2 separate regions of the Homo sapiens genome follow, and region 1 is linked to region 2. Evidence: read pairs that join two places in POLR2A ChIA-PET (ENCODE). Cell type or tissue: A673. All regions are shown on one strand. Each heading gives the region's core, and the rest is flanking DNA. Links, peaks and the distances in the headings are about the cores only. Region 1 overlaps WDFY1 (WD repeat and FYVE domain containing 1). Region 2 has its middle 24 kb from the start of KCNE4.

Region 1 (8,339 bases), core at 246-8,245, 910 kb before region 2:
GTGGGAGGGACCCAGTGGGAAATAATTGAATCATGAGGGCAGTTTCCCCCATACTGTTCTCGTGGCAGTGAGTAAGTCTCAGGAGATCTGATGGTTTTACAAGGGAAAACCCCTTTGGCTTGGTTCCTATTTCTCTCTTGTCTGCTACCATGTAAGACATGTCTTCTGCCTTCCACCATGATTGTGAGGCTTCCCTAGCCACATGGAACTGTGAGTCCATTGAATCTCATTTTGTTTATAATTACCTAGTTTCTGGCATGTGTTTATCAGCAGTGTGAAAACGGACTAATACTGTATGTAACTAATACTGGCATCTAGGTAGAGGGTAGGGATGCATCTCAGTATCCTGTTATGCCCCACACCAAAGGATTATTGAGCCCCAAATGTCAATAGTGCTGATATTGAGAAACCCCAGTCCGGGCTTCATGTACTTATCTGGCCTCTCTAGAACACTGGTTCCTTAACTTGAATGTGCATCAGAATCACCTGGGGGTCTTGTTGAAATTCGGGTTGCTGGACCCCACCCCCAGAGTTTCTGATTTGGAAAGTCAGGTGGGGCCTGAGAGTTGGCATTTCTGCCAAGTTTCCAGGTGACGTTGATGCTGATGCTGCTAGTCCAGGGACCACACTTAGAACCACGGCTCTACAAGAAAGGAGGGTTATTTGTCACTGTGCTTGCCTATGTACAACCACCAAGAAAGAATACTGAATACAGAAATTAGCCAGGCATGGTAGTGTGCACCTGTAATCCTAGCTACTTGGGAGACTGAGACGGGAGGATCACTTGAGCCCGGTAGGCGGAGGTTGAGGTGAGCTGAGATCGTGCCACTGCACTCCAGCCTGGGTGACAGACCAAAACCCTGTCTCAAAAAAAAAAAAAAAATACTGCTTACATTTTATCCTCTTTTTTTTTGTCACCTTCTGGGATATATTTACCTGGGGTCATTCACAGATAGCCACCTAGTTCACTGTAATCAAACTGCATATGACAAAGCTAGATACGGTCAGCACTCCAAAGAGTATTAAGCCAATGTGGAATATCAAAGCTTAATGCCATTACACCTGGGAGTCACAGGTCATTAGTGGTTTGGGTGGTCAGCTTAGGGTTCTGCTTAGAAACCTTTATGGATTAATGTCTCGTGAATGGTTAATAGAAAATGGTACTACTTCTTGTATGAAGTCATTAGTATTTTGCTGAAGTAATAATTACCTTAAGCTCTTTAATTTAAATTTAAGTTTAAGAATTTGAACTACAGTGGTGACTTTCCTGGTAGGGGAAACAGAAAATAAGACTCTGCTTTCAGAGCGGAACTAAAATGGTGAGACAGTAGGAACCAGTATGTTTGCTTTTTGGACTTTTTTGCTGTGGACTGCACCAAAAATGTAGACAGTCAGTTGATTGAATGATACAATTTTTAAAAGGTAAAAGCTTTATAAAGCCTTATAAATAAGTTAAGGCTATAGGCCTACTGTCTTCACTTTTGAGAAATAGAGTTTGTGGATGGACGTACTTATACTGTTGCATTAGGGGCTCGTAGGCCAAGATTGGTTTCTGCAGGAAACTCAATTTTGTTTGTCCCAAGTTAAAGATAAATCTCATGTGATTTAAAATGTTTTGAGATGTTGCACTTAGGCTGGGAAAGAGTAAAGATTACAGAAAACCAACTTTTAGATGTTTTTTAGCATTTTCCTTTTTTAAAAATTATACCAAATATGTAATATATTTGCTTCCACTTAGATATATCTAAGTTTATTAAGATGGTTTGGGGAAAAATTTGTGTATTTACCAATTGTTCACATAGAAACAATCTTAAATAAATAACTTGATTTTTAAGTGTTATGCCTGGGAGGAAGGCTGGCATAGCTGGAATTCATTAGTTAATACAGAAAACCAGGATGTTAACTGCTGTATTTTCATTGTCATGCAGAGCCTAAAAGTAGACTTTAATTTGTGTTATAAAATAAACTGAAGACTTGAGAAGGCAGGAAGCCTGGGTGGCCACCCCACACATTTACTCCTGTATTGTTAGGGTGATCCTTCATTGTTACAATCATTTTCTTTTTATAGCATAGTTAAGAACAAAGGCTTGGGAGCCAGAATGCCTCAGTTTGAATCCCAGCCCTGTGATCTTAGACAAGTTATTTAACCTCACTGTATCACAGTTTTCTCATGTGCAAAATGGACATGAGTCCGTTTTGTACCTGCTTTACAGAGTTTTGTGAGGATTAGGTGAATTAAACCACGTGGAACAGTGCCTAGCACAGAGAAAACATTATGCAAGTGTTAGTTGTTATTGTTTTCATTCCCATTTATTTTCCATTTAATTGCTTTAATCTTAAAGACTGGGACAGAGAAAGCACTATACAAGTGTTAGCTATTATTATTTTCATTTCCACTTATTTTGCATTTTGTTACTTTAATCTTACGAAAGAGTAATATGTTTCTACTTTGTATGCATGTTTGTGTGTGCACGTGAATAAGTGAAAATAAAAAAATTTTTCCTGTTTGAATAGGACAATACCATTTGAGGGGTTATTTACAATCCTAAATTCTTAGAACTGCCTTTGAGTCATGCCTTTTCTTTATTTCCATATTTGGTTACTTGCAGGTCATGTCAGTGATTAGTTTCACTTAGACATCTTTCCCCTGCTATATTTGAGATCCTCAAGATCGGGTTCATTGATTCACTAGAAAGATTGACACATTATAGTCATACGCATGGCTGTGATTTATCATAGCCAAAAGACGCAAAACAAAATCAGCACATGGGGTGAAATCCAGAGGAAACCAGACACAAGGCTTCCAAGAGTCCTCTTCCTGTGGAGTCACAGGACAGGCTAATTCAGATTGAATTAAGACAACATGTGTGAAATATTGTTTATCAGGGAAGCTCCTTAGAGACTTTATTCAGTGTTAGAGGCTGGTCATGTAGGTGCCCTTGGCTAATGTTCCAAAATTCCAAACTCTCAGAAGGAAGGTAGGTGGTCAACATAAACCACATATTTTATACAGGCATGAAGCACAGTGAGCCATTCTTAGGAGTTAGGGAATGGTGAGGTCCCCTCTGGATAAACAAGGTCCCAGACACCTGCCAAGGGCCAACCTTGCAAGCAAGACTTTCTAAGGACAGCAGCAGCAGGCCTGCTGTGGGAACTCTTTTCTGCCCACCTGCCCATAATTACCCTAGTGTTTGTCCTCATCATCTTTTAAACCTCATTTTTCAAAGCCTATTAACTGGCTTCCCTGAGTTCCAGCATACTGTACTTGGATCTGTCCCACTAATCTCCTATCTTTAACTAGGCTTTTATTGTGTCTTTTTCCTGCTCATGACCTTTCATTAGCTCCTTATTTAATCATGTCTGTAAAAGGACTTTGGGGGCCGGGCGCAGTGGCTCATGCCTGTAATCACAGAACATGGGGAAGCTGAGGCAGGCAGATTGCTTGAGGCCAGGAGTTAGAGACCAGCCTGGCCAACATAGTCAAACTCTGTCTCTACTAAAAATACAAAAATTAGCCAGGTGTAGGGGCTCATGCCTGTAATCCTCCCAAGAAGCTGGGCTGAGGCACGAGAATTGCTTGAACCCAAGGGGCATAGGTTGCAGTGAGCCAAGATCATGCTGCTGCCCTCCAGCTTGGGCAATAAAGCAAGACTCTGTCCCCAAAAAAAAAAAAAAAAAAAAGGACTTTGGGAACCCCATAACTGCTCCCTGCTAAGCTTTATTTCCACCTTCTATCTCTCATTTATTATGGTTCTTTTGTGTCCAGTGAAGTCAGTGTGTGTTCTGTCCCACTCACACCTGGTACATTTCCCACCTGGGTGCCTTTGCCTCCCTCACCAGGAACCTCACTTGCCCTCTCTCCTGTATTCAGACCCTCCTTCATCTCCTAGATCCACTTCAAGTTCCACCTCCTCCATTGAATAATTCTTCCCAGCCCATCATTCTCTGTCCTTTCTGAGCTTCCTTCAACACTCCTAGTATATTACTGATGATGCCTAGTTAATTACAATCAGGTATTAGTTCCTGTTGCTTTGTGTTTATTCATCTTATCTTCCCACATAGTCTGTACTCCACCAGGTACTGCATAACTAGCTACTGGTTGAATGATACAGACTTAACCATTTCTGCACAGTAGACATTTCCTCTGCTGTGTTTAGCTTTAATAATCTGCTAGTTCTTTCCTAAGAAGCAGATGGTAATATAATGAATGATACTTGTTTCTAGAATTTAGGTATTCATCTTCCCTCTCTACAAAGTATGCTCAGCAAATCTTTCTGAGAGTTGTTAAGACATTATTAGCACATATATACTGATTTCATGATGTATTTTTGTCATACTTCATGGTGAAATAATCTCTTTATTCATTTTTCTTTGTCAACCACATACTACTTTGCTCAAAACACTTCCCTTCAAGGTCAAGGTGAATCTACAGCAGATCACCGTCAAAGAAATTTTAAGTAAAAAGTCGCCTGTGTGGATTTTTTTTCTCTTTCTCCTCGTCTTTATACTTGATTTAGACACTTAGCGTCAGTAGAGTCCAGTTGCAAAGGTTAATGGGGAGATGAGGGTGCTTATAGTGCAACCAGTATTGATGGGGGCATTTTTGGTTTCTAGGTTATGGTTTATAGAAAATACAGCCTAGTATGGAATTCCTGGGATACCTGCAGTGTCCCATAGAGGCTTCGTCCTGCTGTGCTGTTCCCTCGCCGAAACCCTCTTCTCAGTTTCATTTGCTTGATTAACTCCTTCTCATCCATTAGGACTTCTTGTGCGATGTTTGCCAAATCCCCCAACCCACTATACCACCATTCCCACTCCCTAACATTAATCTACCCTTTTTCTGTCCTCATAGCTCTTACCACATTATATTGTTACTGTTACTCATTTACATATTTGTCTTTACTAATTAAACTTTTTCTGGCTGGGCGCAATGGCTCATGCCTGTAACCCCAGCACTTTGGGAGGCCGAGGCAGGTGGATCACCTGAGGTCAGGAGTTGGAGACCAGCCTGGCCAACATGGTGAAACCCCATCTCTACTAAAAATACAAAGATTAGCCAGGCATGGTGGCAGATGCCTGTAATCCCAGCTACTGGGGAGGTCGAGGCAGGAGAATCACTTGAACCCGGGAGGTGGAGGTTGCACTGGGCTGAGATAGTACCATTGCACTCCAGCTTGGGTGACAAGAGTGAGACTCTGTCTCAAAAATTAAAAAAATAAAATAAAATTTTTCTAACATGAAAAACAGTGTAAAGCTTATAGTAATGTCTCAAGTGTTAGTTTGATTGAATCAGTCAACAAATCTGTTAGGGAAAAAGAAGCATGGAACGTAATCTAAAAATAGGCCACTGTCTGGGTGTGGTGGCTCACGCCTGTAATCCCAGCACTTTGCGGGGCCGAGGTGGGTGAATCACTTAAGGTCAGGAGTTTGACACCAGCCTGGCCAATGTGGTGAGACACCCCATCTCTACTAAAAATACAAAAATTAGCTGGGTGAGGTGTTGTGCGCCTGTAGTCCCAGCTACTCGGTAGGCTAAGGCAGGAGAATTGCTTGAACTTGGGAAGCGGAGGTTGCAGTGAGCTGAGATTGTGCCACTTTACTCCAGCCTGGGTGACAGAGTGAGATTCTCTTTCTCAAAAAAAAAAAAAAAAAAAAAAAGAAAAGAAAAAGGCTGCTATTCCTTATTAGAAACTGTGCTTCTTTGTGATTCCTTTAATTTGTGTTTTAAGACTTCTAGGCCATGGATAGGGTTCGAGACTTTTTTTTTTTTTTTTTTTTGAGGCAGGGTCTCACTCTGTCTCCCAGGCTGGTGTGCAGTGGCACAATCAGAGCTCACTGTAGCCTCCACCTCCTGGGCTCAAACGATCCTTCCACCTCAGCCTCCTGAGTTTGAGACCACAGACATGTACCACCACTCCTTGCTAATTTTTGATTTTTTTTTGTAGAGATGGGGGGGGGTCTCACTATGTTGCCCAGGCTGGTCTTGAACTCGTGGGCTCAAGTGATCCTCCAGCCTCAGTCTGCCAAGTAGCTGGGATAACAGACGTGTGCCACCATGCCCAGCTAATTTATTTTTATTTTTTGTAGAGACAGGGTATTGGTATGTTGCCAGGCTGGTCTCAAGCCCCTAGGCTCAAGTGATCCTCCCACCTCAGCCTCCCAGAGTACTGGGATTACAGGTCTGAGCCACTGTGCCTGGCCAGACTTTGTAATGTAAGAAAGTGTTGCCTAGATCCTCCATGGACTCCAGCCTGTCTAGATTATTCCTGCTCTTCAGTGATTAGAGTGGTTTCTAGGCTTCTTGATGGCACAAGGATCACAAAAAATTATTTTTATGCTAACAGTGAAAAGATTACAGCAAGAATGGTTTGGAGTAAAAAAAAAAAAAAAAAATCTGCAGGTTTTCAGCCAATCTGGCTTCTGGAAGGGTGATATTTGTTTAAAGGGGGTGCAAATGCTGGGGCCACCCAGTGGCTTCTTCCCTGGATAAAATCTGCCTGTGGTGACATCAGCAGTCTAATTCTTGGTCACAGACCCTTGAAGCTGTCCTGTGGGAGGGGATGGAAATTTCTGTTTTTCTCAGCCAATCTAATTCTCCTCTACAAAATGAGGCTGGTTTCTCTGCCTTTTAATTTAGAGAATAAATTCAATAACAATCTAACATTTTCTCTCCCTGTTACCAAAGGAGAAAGACTTCTTTTTGCAGCAAGAATGAACAGGGCAGAATTCCAGAGACTCGTTGGAAGGAAATTGCTATTTATTCGATAAAAACAGATGGCAATGATAGCTATGTTGTTCGTTCCCCCTTTCAGGCAAACGTCTTAATGTTATAGAAACCATCTAGCATGCCAGAAGTACACTTTTTTTTTTTCCTGTATCCCCTGGAGGTACTGTCAGACTAGGAAAAAATATCCTTTGCTATAGGTGACAGAAATGTTCACAGATTTACCAAGATTTGAAATAGTATCAGCATCCCTAAGAATGACCAGAAAATCAGATTTTCTCAGAATTACTGTTTGCCCAGAGTTTAAAAGAAATCAGGACCTTGGACTTAATTTGTAACATATAGTATGCCCTTTTAAAATGATTAATTGAATGATCTCTTTTTATCAGTTTAGAATTTAAGGATGGTTAAATTGCTTTAATTTAGCTGTTTTTGGAGTGATTAGGGTGTGTTTTTGAGAAAGTTTAAAAAAGATATTCAGTTTCAGAGATATTGCTGTTTCAGGCCAGGTAGAACTTGGTGTGATTTTGTAGAAATAATTATGTGCTAGTTGAGTCTGCTTATTAAAGTCTGGACATCAATTTCAAGGTAATCGACCCGGCGCCATGGCTCATGCCTGTAATCCCAGCACTTTGGGAGGCCGAGGTGGGCGAATCACAATGTCAGGAGATCGAGACCATCCTGGCTAACACGGTGAAACCCTGTCTCTACTAAAAATACAAAAAATTAGCCAGGCGTGGTGGCAGGCACCTGTAGTCCCAGCTGCTCGGGAGGCTGAGGCAGGAGAATGGCGTGAACCCAGGAGGTGGAGCTTGCAGTGAGCCGAGATTGCACCACTGCACTCCAGCCTGGGTGACAGAGCGAGACTTCGTCTCAAAAAAAAAAAAAAAAAAAAAAAGGTACTCATACTGGTAATACATACTAGAAAATATGTATTGAACCCAAATGTATACCCTTATGGAATTACAGGTTTAAAAATATTTCCAGTGCCCTTTCTGGTATGGGGAAAAAAAAAAAATTAGACCAATTAGGCCAGGTGCAGTGGCTCACGCCTGTAATCCCAGCACTTTGGGAGGCCGAGGTAGGTGGACCACTTGAGGCCAGGAGTTCAAGACCAGCCTGGCCAACATGGCGAAACCCTGTCTGTACTAAAAATACAAAAATTAGCTGGGTGTGGTAGTGCATGCCTGTAGTCCCAGCTACTTGGGAAGCTGAGGCAAGAGAATTGCTTGAACCCGGGAGGCAGAGGCTGCAGTGAGCTGAGATCACGCCACTGCCTCCAACCTGTGCAACAGAGCAAGACTCTGTCTCAAAAAAAAAAAAAAAAAAGAAAGAAAAATATTAATGACTCCTGCAAGATGCCTCCTGGTTTGTGAGCCAGTGCTTTTCAGAGGAAAAAATTGTACCTTGAATCTATCTTTGCTCCTACTGTATTGTGGCTTAAATAGATGAGGCTTTCAAGACTTAGTGATTCCCTTAAGTGTATTTTAACCTTATTTTTAATTGGCTCTTTGATAGAGTTTAACAGTAGAAATAAAAAGGAATCCTTCTACTTATTATGATCATCAGGCATATCTTTCAGCAGATCAAAGATTAATCTCCCTGGAATAAACAC
Region 2 (8,339 bases), core at 234-8,233:
CTCCCTGATCCCATGAGTCACTTTCAGGGAAGAAAGATACAAACCCCTGGAATACTCAGGGAAAGCAGTGGAATTCTTTCACCCCTGTGAATGGAACCTGTATTAGTCTGTTCTTACGCTGCCAATAAAGACATACCTGAGACTGGGTAATTCATAAAGGAAAGAGCTTTAATTGACTCACAGCTCCATATGACTGGGGAGGCCTCATAATCATGGTGGAAGGCAAAGGAGAAGCAAAGTCACATCCTACATGGCAGCAGGCAAGAGAGAGAGCATGTGCAGGGAAACTCCCCTTTATAAAACCATCAGATCTCATGAGATTTATTCACTATCATGAGAACAGCACGCGAAAGACCCACCCTCATGATGCAATTACTTCTCACAGGGTCCCTCCTACGACATGTGGAAATGATGTTAACTACAATTCGAGATTTGAGTGGCGACACAGAGCCAAACCGTATCAGCACCCAAGGAAGGACATTCTGTAACTGGACAGAGCAGTCAGATGATGCAGTTGAGTGTCATTTTCCACAGACTGGTGCTACCTTAGTGGTGCTTACAATGAAGATACAGAGATGCAACATAAAGAAGCATGTTTTACTCAACAGACAAAAGCAAACTCAGAGATTATTTAATCTAGCCCTTTCCATGTACAGGTAAGAAAACGGAGGCCCAAAGAGAGGAAATGAATTAAGCAGTTACCTACAGGTATCTTCACAGATCTAAATTTCCAGTGTCACTAACCAGGCTCACACCTAGCCTCCTGCAGCTATATGTCAGGCAAAAACAGAATGGCTCATCCTTCACCTGCTCCCTGATACATCGCACCTTCCACCACAGAACAGATGCACAAAACTAGAGCCAAGAAATGCCTTAAATGATGTCTTCACCTCCAGGAAGTCAAACAGTGAAGCCCTGGGGTTGGGATGTTCTAGTTCTCAGGTGAACAGATGGCTTCATGAATGTCAATTATGCTATTTTGATTTGTAACATACATATACATACATTATATATTTTAATATGTATCAAATGTAATATTTTTCAAAGAGGGTAAAGGACAGGACAGGTGAGGGACTTTTATCTACATCATTTCCTTAAAGAGGAGAGAGGCAGACAGGAGAACAAAAGTACCCTGATAATGTTGATAATGGTTTGTTCTAGCATAGAGGGGAATTCTGGAAAGGCGCCTTAAACAGGGCCTTTTCCTGCCATAAAATATGCAGAACACACATTCCAGACCCCTAATCCAGGAGCAGGGACATCTGTTATTTAGTAAAATGTTTTTATGCCTGACATGTGGGTGATGTGATTTTTAAGTCACACCAAAAACGCTGTGTCTCCATCATAGTAAGCAGAACACAGCTCACTCTCATGGGTCAACCATAAACCAAGGGGTGGCTTTTCTTGTCCTCTTTCACTGATGCACCTTCTTATTGGGAGGGATGTGGGGAGGGAAATCTGATAGGAGAACAAGTAAAGCAGGGCACGAGGCAGGAAGGTTGAAGAAAGAAACGCCCCAAGGAAAAAGAAAAAAGAAAGAAAACATGGAATATTACACAGAAGTTAAGGTGGTTACACTAGACATACTATGTCAACACAGACATCTCAAAATATAATATTAGACACTGAAAGTAAATAGCAGAAAAAGGTATATGGTATTTTATCATTTACCTAAAGTTTATATTGTCAGGCCAGGCATGGTGGCTCACACCTGCAATCCCAACACTTTGGGAGGCCTAGGTGGGTCGATTGCCTGAGCTCAGGAGTTCAAGGCCAGGCTGGGCAACATGGTGAGACCCCATCTCTACTAAGAATACTAAAAATTAGCCAGGCATGGTAGCATGCACCTGTAATCCCAGCTACTCAGGAGGCTGAGGCAGGAGAATCACTTGAACCCAGGAGGCGGAGGTTGCAGTGAGCTGGGATGGAGCCACTGAACTCCAGCCTGGGTGAGAGTGAGACTCTGCCTCCAAAAAGGTAATGATAAAATAAAGTTTATATTGCCAGTTGTTGGTGGATACAGACATAAAAGTATATAATCTTGCAGAGGAGCAGCAATCATCTAATCAAGCTGGTGGTTACTTCACAGATTCATTTAAATATGTATGAAGATTCACTTTTTTGTATGTCTGAAATATTTCATCACCAAATGTCTAAGTGGAAGTTACCCCAAAAGAACTGAAGCACCTCTCCCACTACCATTTTCAGCCCTCTCCATCTCTCCTCTCTCTTTCTACCTATTAACCTATACACATTTTAACCAATACACGTTTTACAAATATATAGAGAGAGAAGACAGGATAAATAGGTAGATAAGTTGTATGGATGGGTGGATGGGTGGATGGGTGGATGGATGGATGAATGGATGGATGGATGGATAGTGATATAGTTTAGATATATGTCGCCTCCAAATCCTATGTTGAAATGTAATTCCCAATGTTGGAGGTAGGCCTAATGGGAGGTGATTGGATTGTGGGGGTAGATTCCTCATGTCTTGGCACAATCCTCTTGATAGGGAGTGAATTCTCTTGAGTATTGATTGTGTAAATGTGTGGCACCTCCCCCTACCTCCTGCTTTCTCTGTATGACGTGCCTGCTCCTGCTTCATTTTCTGCCATGAATAAAAGCTCCCTGAAGCCTCCCCAGAAACCAAACAGATGCTGGCACCATGCTTGTACAGCTTGCAGAACCATGAGCCAAGTAAACCTCTTTTCTTTATAAATTACCCAGTCCCAGGTATTTCTTTATAGCAATGCAAGAATGACCTATTACAGATGGGTGAAGTCATTATTATGTGCCAAGTGTTTTGCATGAACTATCTTATTCAAACTTTACAATGACCCACCTTAGAAATGGGATAACTGAGACACAGCCTAAGATCACAAAGCTGTCAGGTGGCAGACCCCAAAATGAAGCCCAGGTGACTTTGACTCTAGCACTATGCTAATTTCTTGCACCCTGATGCTGCTTGACATAAAGGAGCTAGAGAGCATTTAAAGGTTAAAATTCTTCCTTTAGGAATCCGAGGGACAAAGGAGCTATAGAAGAAAAAGAATAAGTAAATAAAAATAAATAATGTGGACAAAAGAAGCTGTTTGTTGAGCAGACACGAAAACTGTCCCCCAGGAAGCATCCACTGTCATTCTGCCTTCTGCCTGCAGCTGAGTGAGGGATCTGTCCCATGGAAGAGACAAAGCCTCTTCCCACATAGCAACTCCAGAGAGTAATGTATTTGTCAGCAGTTGTGCATTACAAGTCTTTTTCCTGTTTTAACTTGCATCAGTGGTGCTTCTGCACTAAAACATTAACGCCTCCCTGCATTTACCAACCCAAAGCCCTGTGAACAGTGATGGAGCAAACTGGGGGGACTTTTTTGAGGAAAAGCCACCTTCTCAGTGGCAGAATGAGTGATTGACTGCATTGCCCCAAAGGTTCAAGATCGAGTCCTATTATGGGCAGTGATTCAGTGGGAAACCTCACCACTTTGCAACTCTTTGTCTTTTTCAAAAACCAACAATGGCATGAAGTAGTTGGACACAAAATTTATTATGTGAAAATTTGATCTAAGACTAAAGTTCAAATAATAACTCTTAAAGTTCACATTTGTTGAAACATAGGCTTATTCTTATTTGAAAATTGCATGTATAGGTGGTTTGGGATTAAAACTCCAAAATACATGCTGTTTAACCATCTGCTTTTATGTGTTTGCTCCTAGCATTGAAGTTGTGGTTAAATAATACATGTTTTACATTTAAATAAGTGGAAAGATGGCCAAGACCCATTGAGAAAAGGAAACATTTAGCTCCCCATTTCCTCTGGCTAGTTTTTAGAACACGTTTGTGTATGCCTTTCCTGAAGAACAACCTTTAATCACACCAAAGACAGATATGTTTGTTTCAGTGATTTCAATAACATGAGAAATGAAATGCATATTGCTAGAACATAGGTATTAGAGACTATCTACTCCAACAATTTCATTTTGCAGAAAAGAAAGCTGAGACACAAAGAAAGGAAATAATTCTCTTAGACCTGCATGAAGGAAGCTACCCTTTGCTAGTACAGTGCTCATAAAGACAAGGTTTTGCCCTAAATAATACCAAGTTAGATGAATGAACATTTCTCCAAGCCTGAAAATGTGTCACTTTCTTAAGCATTTCTCATGAGTTGCTTTGATTAACGTTGACAATGCCATCAAACTCTGGGACTGAAGCAGCCAAAATTGCATGCTTAGTTAATGATTATCTAACAACCAAAAGTATATTGTTGTTAGTTGTGGCAAAGGTAACTAATTGCCCATCAAAGACTTGTGCTTTCCTTTCTATTATACAGAGTTTTTGTTGAAAAATGGCTGCCAGGCCAGGACTGTATTCTATCTCTTTTCTACTGGTAAGGTCATGTGACTAGTTTTCATCAATGGAACATGAGCAAAAGTGATGAATGTCACATCTGGGCTAAAACAGGTAAGAAGCCAGTGTGCCTTGTCTACAAGGTGGAAGAAGGCTGGGTCCCTGAATCACTGCATGGAAGGCAAAAGGCCTAAACCTACTTTGGACTCAATATGAGTGAGCAACAGCTTCTACTGTATCACCACTGAGGTTTGGGAGTTCAGCTGTTATAGAAGCTTGCATTATTACTAATGCATGCATCAAATGAAAAGCACCTCAAAACATAAAAATGTATCCCAAGCCATAAATTACATGGAGACCCTGTCTGCATGCTCTGTGTGTTAATTAAGTGATGAGACCTATTTCTTAGGTGAGGGTGCTGATGCTATAGCTTGAGAATCTCTACATATGTCACTGGCATAGTGGAAAATGCATAGTCATTAATGGCAAGAAGATGTGTTCAAAACCCAGCTCTTCCATCTACAAAGTGTGGAATGTTGGACAAAACCGCTTAACCTCTCCGTATCTCCCATGCATGGCTGTGATGTTCAGGGAGTGGTGGTGGGCAAACTTCTGGTAAAATCCTGAACCAGAGAAAGAAGCTCCTATGCCTGCCAAGGAGTTCTCTGGCTCCTTTCCAGATGCACTGAGTCAGTTGGTTCTGGCTTCTGGGAGAACTCCCTGCTGTAGCAAAGCAAATCCCTTCATACCACACTGACCTACCTGCCTCCCCTATCAATCACATGTCAGCTTACTCCCAGAAGTCCAGGGGACAGCTCCAAGCTTCTAATGGCCTTGCTTTGGCTTCATCTCCTTTGAGGCTGGACTGACAAAATGACATCTCTTCTCTACCATCCATTTTATCCCCTTCTTTCTTCTCACTCCTAGTGTTTTTTAAACAGTAAGGTGGCCAGGCATGGTGGCTCATGCCTGTAATCCTAGCACTTTCTGAGGCCAAGGTGGGCAGATCACTTGAGGTCAGGAGTTCGAGACCAAACTGGCCAACGTGGTGAAACCCTGTCTCTACTAAAAATATAAAAATTAGCTGGGCGCGGTGGTGGGCACCTGTAGTCTCAGCTACTAGGGAGGTTGAGGCAGGAGAATTGCTTGAACCCAGGAAGCGAAGGTTGCAGTGAGCCGAGATTGCGCCACTGCACTCCAGCCTGGGCGACAGAGTGAGACCCTGTCTCAAAAGAAAAAAAAAAAAAAAAAAACTAGTGAGGTATGCCTGCAAATAGTGAAGTGCTAGAGAAGTGTAAACTGCTAGAGAATCTCAAGCTATAACATCAGCACCCTCACCTAAGAAATAGCAACGCTCCATCTCAGACCAGCCCCAGGAAAACCCCCAATAGCTACTTTGGAAGATTTTGCTGAGTCACCCAGGACATAGCATCCAGATTGCATGAATGTAACGGTCCCAAAAATGCTTTCTACCATTTCTTAAGTGCAATAAAGAATGTAGAAAATATTAAGACACACAAATAATTCTGTTTTAAATTTCAAGAAGTTCTTTAAGCCCTGTTTTGCCCCCACTAAATTACGAAACATGTAGCTAAACATGCTCTTAACAAAAAAGGTTTTCCAGTTTTTTTAATGTCTTGACTTTTCAATCAGTTTCATCAACTCAGTCAAACAGGTTGCAATTAAGATCAGAAGGAAAAACGTCAAAAAGCCATTGAATTCATTTGGCACATAACACACTAAGGAAATGGCTACGTAAATCCAGCCTTTGCTTAAGTCTTCTGTTTGCTCAGCTGTGTTTATTTAAATTACATATTGGCCTTAACTAGGTCCAATATTTACTATTCAACCCCCTCCTGCTCACCTGAACTTGGGGTTCTTAGTTGCATGGAAGTAGGGTCAATGAATTAAATGTTTCTGATGTGCTGATTTGCATCTGAATTCAGGGGAGTCACTCAAAGTTTGGGGTTCCAGAGACACTAACTTCAGTGACTTGAAGACTCAGCTTTCCTTGAAGCAAGGACATGAAATATATCACAGATCTAACAAAAAAAATTGTTTTTAATTTTAAGTCTGGTAATGCTGAAATGGAACTGCAAAGATCAATCACAGGGACTGTTAAGGGAGAGAGTATTTAAAGATTATCTAGTTGGATGATCTTTCTAACGACTTTTTAGCACTGGAGCTCATATTATTATTATTTATTTATTTATTTAGGTGGAGTCTCATTCTGTGCCCAGGCTGGAGTGCAATGGTGCAATCTCGGCTCACTGCAAGCTCTGCCTCCTGGGTTCACGCCATTCTCTTGCCTCAGCCTCCGAAGTAGCTGGGACTACAGGCGCCTGCCACCACACCCGGCTAATTTTTTGTATTTTTTAGTAGAGACGGGGTTTCACCATGTTAGCCAGGATGGTCTCCATTTCCTGACCTCGTGATCCACCCACCTTGGCCTCCCAAAGTGCTGAGATTACAGACATGAGCCACCACGCCCGGCCTGGAGCCCATATTATTAAAGATAACTCACACAGAAGCCAAATAAACACAGTAAGTAAATTCTGAGTTGCTGTAATTATTTAATAAAACAGGGTTGGAGGTTCCAAAGTCCCTATACCCACTGACCCCTTTCTCTTTGGTGTCCCCTAGGGCTCCTCTTCCAAACCCTTGGGCTCCAAAGACCATATTATGAAAACCACCAATCTAGTTCAGTCTTCTTGCTTTATGTTGCCCAGAAACATATGAGCACAGTGACGTGCTCATATTCACTTAGCAAGCTAGTGACTGGGCCAGAATAGAAACCAAGTCTCCAGACTCCCAATTCGCTACTTGAAAGACAACAGGCTACTTCTCTAGATGTGTTCACATAATCTCTGGGCCTGTGAGTTTCCTGCCTGTATTGGGAGCATTTCCATTGACACTTATCTTCTGGTTCTGAGGTCAAATATACAGCTGCTTCTGCTGTAAACATGCAGAACCCTGATGTACAGAAATCTCATGAAAGGATGACCAGCACGTCCTTGGAGTGGAAGCCTGCCAAACGAGGTAACAGAGAGCAGGGTCTGCATGTTCCACCATCGACCCAAGTTCTCACGCTAGTCCTGTGAGCAAAGATGCATCGGTTCTTGGAGATGGGAAGGCTCCCAAAGATCATCTACTTTCTGAGGCATTTGTAAAACAACTCATTTTCCAAATGAGAATGTATTTGTCCTGGCACTTTATAAACTGATGAGTACTTTAGAGCTGTAAACAGCCATGTCTGAGAGGCAGCTTGGACTAGAAAGGGGCTTCTCAATGTGAGTGTGACACATGGACCACCTATTTTGGAATTACTAGGGGTATTTAGTAAAAATGTGGATTCCTGGATTGAGCATGAATCTGCATTTTAACCAACCATCCTTAACCAACTATCTTCTACATATGCCACTGGCATAGTGGAAAGTACATAGCCATTAATGGCAAGAAGATGTGTTCAAAACCCAGCTCTTCCACCTTCAAAGTGTGGAATGTTGGACCAAACCGCTTAACCTCTCCATGTCTCGCATGCATAGCTGTGATGTTCAGGGAGAGGTGGTAGACAAACTTCTGGTAAAATCCTGAACCAGAGAAAGAAGCTCCCATGCCTGCCAAGGGGTTCTCTGGCTCCTTTCCAGATGCACTGGGTCAGTTGGTTCTGGCTTCTGGGAGAACTCCCTACTATAGCAAAGCAAATCCCTTCATAGCACACTGACCTGCCTCCCCTATCAATCACATGTCAGCTTCCTTCCAGAAGTCCAGGGGACAGCTCCAAGCTTCTAATGGCCCTGCCTTGGCTTCATCTCCCTTGAGGCTGGAATGACAAAATGAAATCTCTTCTCTACCGTCCATTTTACCGTCTTCTTTCTTCTGACTCCTAATGTTTTTTAAACAGTAAAGTATGCCTGTAAATAGTAAAGTGCTAGAGAAGTGTAAATTGCTAGTTTTATTACTATCATCCATGAAGGAGTTATCGGAGTGGTT

The links. ChIA-PET counts read pairs that join two places held together with the same protein. Peaks named below come from ENCODE experiments on the same cell type or tissue, not always from the same donor. Only the 100,000 strongest peaks of a DNase experiment are listed, where the experiment ranks them.
Region 1: POLR2A ChIA-PET joins it to region 2 with 19 read pairs; 2 of 35 experiments call an interaction of 5 or more read pairs at or near these places.

The regions. Positions count from the first base shown.
Region 1 is chr2:223,931,401-223,939,739 of GRCh38, reverse strand. All of the region lies in intron 1 of WDFY1 (WD repeat and FYVE domain containing 1), which reads left to right. Among named protein-coding and RNA genes, the nearest start is that of WDFY1, 9.8 kb to the left of the region's middle. In A673, for the core only: no CTCF peak of the experiment used is centred there; no DNase peak of the experiment used is centred there; H3K27ac peaks cover 2,038 bases.
Region 2 is chr2:223,024,329-223,032,667 of GRCh38, reverse strand. No RefSeq gene overlaps it. Among named protein-coding and RNA genes, the nearest start is that of KCNE4, 24 kb to the left of the region's middle. In A673, for the core only: no CTCF peak of the experiment used is centred there; a DNase peak (open chromatin) is centred at 5,020; H3K27ac peaks cover 532 bases.